Linked DNA regions of Homo sapiens: region 2 is linked to region 1. The links are chromatin loops, found by intact Hi-C in ENCODE. Cell type or tissue: PC-9. All regions are shown on one strand.

Evidence for each region. A loop is a pair of places that touch in the nucleus more often than their neighbours do. Peaks named below come from ENCODE experiments on the same cell type or tissue, not always from the same donor. Only the 100,000 strongest peaks of a DNase experiment are listed, where the experiment ranks them.
Region 2: a loop joins it to region 1, with 3 times the contacts of the local background. A loop is called at or near these places in 1 of 110 quality-filtered maps.

Annotation. Positions count from the first base shown.
Region 1 is chr11:129,736,982-129,739,481 of GRCh38, forward strand. No RefSeq gene overlaps it. Among named protein-coding and RNA genes, the nearest start is that of TMEM45B, 78 kb to the right of the region's middle. In PC-9, no CTCF peak of the experiment used is centred here; DNase peaks (open chromatin) are centred at 1,030 and 1,450; H3K4me3 peaks cover 429 bases; H3K27ac peaks cover 2,500 bases.
Region 2 is chr11:129,592,303-129,594,802 of GRCh38, forward strand. No RefSeq gene overlaps it. Among named protein-coding and RNA genes, the nearest start is that of LINC01395, 24 kb to the right of the region's middle. In PC-9, no CTCF peak of the experiment used is centred here; a DNase peak (open chromatin) is centred at 999.

The sequences.
Region 1 (2,500 bases):
TCTGCATAATTTAGCGGGTCATTATTTTCCAAATGACCAATGCTGATGTTATAAGATCATACATGAGTGAAAGATCCATTCAAATGCAAGATTGGTCAATGGATTTTAATGTAAGTAAGTATGGAGTGCATTGATGTGGTTTCAGAATCCATATTGAAATTCACCTTTAAGAAACTACTTGTCAATTTTTCATGTAGAAAAATATCCACATTTATGTACTAAGCACCTCTCCCCTTTACAACTACATCTCTGTATGAAGCCAGATTTTCTTCATATATTTTAGCTAAAATAACACATCACATTTTATTCAGAAGCAAACATGAGAATTCAACTATCTTCTTTTAAGCCAAACATTAGCAAGAGTTGCAAAAAGGTAAAGCGATACTACTTTTCTCACTAAAATTTCTTTGCTTTGGAAAATAGTTTTCATAAAATATAGTGTTAACATATAATAGGTTTATCGATGTTATTTTTAATTAATTAACAATTTCTTACATTTCTCTCTAATTTTTAATATATAAATGAAAGTATACTTATTTCTCTGCAGCCATGGTCATATAAATCAAGCTATATTGCTCTCCTGCTTAAAAATTCTTCAGCGAATTCCCATTGCAATTAGAATAAAATCTCAATCATTTTCTGCAGCCACCAGGGCACTAACCATGGCCACTGCCCCTCTGCACCGTCCTGTGCTCCCAGCAAACTCCAGGGCAGTCCATGGCTGTCTATGCCCGAGCACACCCACCCAGCCTGCCTTATTTCCGGCCTTTGCATTGCCTGCAATTCCCAGTGTGCAGAATGACTGAAGGCAAGTAATAGGATCTCAGTAAATACTTTTGAATAACTCCTTCCTGTGCTAGCAGAGACTGTGGAAAGGGAGGAAGAATGAAAAATTGAGTGAAAGGCGTTCAGACTGACACTTCGGGCAATGATCAAAAGTCAGTTGGTAACGGTGATGGAAGCGCCTCATAAATTGTTCTGCCTTCAGTAAACAAACATCTTGAAGGGGAACTCGAGGGAAATCTCCTATGACACACGAGCATGCACTCTCCCTTTATCATGCACAAACTCACATGCCCTCCATTCCACAAACGTGCACATACACACATGCACACATGCACGTTCGTAAACAGTGTCCTTTTTAAAATTCTTCCGTCTTCCTTTTTTTGAAACCTGTCATCCCTTCTTCCTGCTCCTTCCAGATTTACGACTTTAAAAAAAATTTTTTTTAATTAAGGATTTTTAAAAATCCCTTAGCTATTCCAGGTGTCAGGTTCATGACCAAATGAACTCTCAGGGTCTCAGGCAATTTTTCACTTCTCTTCTGTCAGCATTCCAGTGAAGCAACCTCGTGTCCACAAAAAGATGTCTTCCCTCCAAGAATAATAATTGGCCTGATTCTATAAAGCATTTTACATACCAATGCAACCTGTCACTGAATACCTTTCAAAGTCAACAAAAGGTGGAAAATTAAGGTAAAAATAACTGAAATACCAACCTGTATTCTCTGTTTCCGCCATCCTTGTATAGGAGAGGCCCCCACAATAAATTGCTGAAGTGTGTGATCATTCATTGATACTGAGGCTGGGATTCAGGAAGTCACCAAAAACTAAAGGCATTTGTCCAAAATAGGTTGCAATTCTTTACCCAAAACCTTTAAAGTAATTTGCTTCTGTTCTGCGTGTAACTGTAGACAAAGAGTCAGGAAGGTCACATAAACGAGAAAATCAGCACAGGGATCAGGCCAGAGACATACCTTGTATGAGTCGGGGGTCTCTACTGAGTTGGAGACCCCTCAGAGACAGCCACCACTTGGGGTCAACTGATTATTCTACGACAGAATGCCAGCTGTGTGTGGCTACACCTATTTTTCAAGAGAAGCTAGATAACCAGATTTGTATGCAAAATTCCCAATTAGTTCATTATTTAAAAGCACTGTGTTTAAAAATATGTCTGCAGGTCACACTCAACCTGACGGTCACCAGTTTGTGACTTTTGTTCTAGACATTTAGAGAACAAAGAAAGAGTACAAAAACCATGGGCAATGGTGGAAGAACAACATTTTTTAAAAAGAAATTATTAAGCTTTCAGCAAAGGTTTGAAATTTCAGGAGTGCAGAGCTGCCCTGGGCTCAGGAGCCATGTGCTGTCCCTGACTTAATTCCAATCTGATCAAGCCCAACTAGGTCTTTTCCAGGCCGCATGGTGAAAAAGAGACATGAATAACTTGAGGCTAGAAAATGAGGCTTATGTGGACTCATAGGAACTTGAATTGGTCAGTCCTAAAGGGCAGGGGAGAAAAAAGCTCAACAATAACTTAATGATGAATTTCCCAAAGCTGGAATATAGAAAGAATAGCCATGGAATGTTGTAGAACATGGAAGGAGACACCTTGATTCCCAAGACTTTGTGGATGGTAAGCAGCAGGAGGGGGCTTGTCCAGACCATTAGAAAGCCGACTTTCCACTGTGGCTCTCACACAGCATTATCTCTGACTCTTC
Region 2 (2,500 bases), 140 kb before region 1:
AGGTGATGGATGACTCGGGACAGACATCGGGGTGGAATCTGACACTTTTAAAGTACCCAGTGTGTGCAAGGCACCATACCAGTGCTTCACGGGTGCCGTCCTGCTCAATCGTTCCAACAACCCTACGAAGTGATGAAACCAGTGCTTGCAGTTAGCCAGTTCTGCGTTTCATTCACAGCCCTGCTTTCTAGTTGTGTAACTGAGGAGCATTATTTAACTTCTCTCAGCCCTGATTTCCACAGCTGAAAAGGACTCACCTCCTAGAGGAGCTCAGAAGGTTGAAAGAAATTGTATGTGAAAGAACACGCCAGCTCCTGGCTCGGGCTGGTGGTCCTAAACAGTTGACTATCACTGAGAGCTGGGGAGGTTAGAGGGCTTCAGGAGGCCGTGGGCTCACCAAACCCCAAAGCTTGGGAAGGCTTTGATTTTGTCTTGTTACATCTAAATGCATTTTACTCTGTTGAAAATGAGGGTGAGTGTATTGGTTGATTCTGGAGTGTTTTTGGAAAGTGTGAGCGAGCCCCAGCATAGAAGTCAGGAGTCTCATGCAAGTTTCAGGCCCTCAGTTTCCCACATCTGTAAAATGATACCACTGGACGTGGTGATCTCCAAACTTCCTCCTGCTCTGTGAGTCTCCAGCACTCAGAACCTTCCGCTGCAAAACACAAACCCATTTGTATAACCTTAACAGCCTCAATCCGGCTTTTCACATGTGACAGGCAGCTTGGGAGGTACAAGAAAAATAACTCAAATAATTTCAAAACAAAACAAAGCAGGCTATACTCACTGCCTCTGGATTGGATACGCTTTCCATTTCTTGCCCTGTTCACCTGCACAAGGAACATAAACAAGATTATTATTTCTTTTAATAACACACACATTGTCTACCTGGCTTTTCATTTGGGCCCTGTGCCAGCCATGTGGATAAGATCTTTCAGGAACTTTTATAATGTCACATACTTATGCAAATTGGCCAAGTGTTTATAGCAACAGGCACCACAACAGGTTTCAATTAGCGAAAAGCAGCCAGGCAACCTAAGCAGCTTTGAGCACTGTGGATGCAGGAGCAAAGCTCTGGTCCTGGGAGGGTGGGGTAGATTTGTTGAAAGGACAGATTCTGGAGCACTTCAGGCTTCATGGCTGCTGCCTGGTTAAACCACACTGGTCAAAACCACTCCAGCTCTTGAATCTGGGTTTCCTGTTTTTTCCAGCAACAGGGTGTGACTGTCCCATTGCAATGGATTCCAGAGGGTGTGACTGTCCCATTTTATGGGTTGCTGAGGGCCATACACTAGGTTGGCTGCCTATGGATCCAATTCCACCCTCCATCATATAAACTCCTGAGGGGTGGCCATGCCTGAGCAGCCCCTCCAGTGTGAAGCCATGTGTGAACTCAGCCTACGAGCCACAGGCTCATGTGTGCGGTGATCAGGAGTGGGACCTTTAAAGTTAGACAGACCTGGGTACAAGACTTGGGTTCATGGCCCAACTCCACTACTCACTAGCTATAAGACTGGGCAAAATACTTACCTTCCTTGCATCTCATTTTCCTTATTTGTAAAACAGAAATAGCCAGACCTGGGTGTCAATCAGTCTCACTTTCTAGGTATGGGTAATGCCACCCATCTCACTGGGTTGCCTGAGAGTTAAATGTTATTAAGTGTTTATTTCTGATGTAGTAAGTGTTTGATCAATGGGCCTCATCATCATCATCATATCATCATCATCATCATTATCTAGGACATTTCCCAAGCTGTATTTTGGGGGAGGTATTAATAGGCGATATTTGAACAATGGCTTCTGTGGTCAAATTAATTATGAAAGTACTAACTAAAGAGCACAGGTAGACAAGCTTCCTTCCTGCAAGACTTCTCAGAGCCTAATGAGAGCTGTACTTTCTGAAAGGCGGTCATGGTGCTTGTTGTTTCTCAAACCAATTTGTTCTTAGAACCTCCTTTAGTTGTGGGCCATTTTGGGGACTAGGGATCCATGAAAATACCTTTGGGAAATCTTAACCAAGACCTAGAACCGGGGAAAAGGAATCTCGAAGAAGAAGTATGTGGTGAGAAGTGAAGAGCAGGACATTTGAAAGAGGAGTAAAAATAGGGCATGAAGAGAAGGGGGTTGGACATGGCCAATGAGTTCTGAGAAGCCACCAAACACCCCACAACGTCCGCTTCCAGCATTGCCCCACTTCTGAAGAGCTCTGCTTCACATCAATGTGTCTTGCATCTCTAGAGAAGCCATCTGGGGAGCCAGGGCAGGCCTTACTATCCCCATTTCTCAGATCACCACAGTCAGGTGCTGACATGCCAGGACCACAGAATCAGGAGGTGGTGCCTCTGAAATGACAGAGCATTTTCCCAATGTCACATTCTAGAGTTTTCTGTGGGAGTGAGAGGAAGGTTGATCTAGATTCTAGATTACAGATCATTTGAACTCCACTTAGCCTGAGATAGTTAGGTAATTCTGATTAATTCTGGCTTATTTTTGGCTTTAG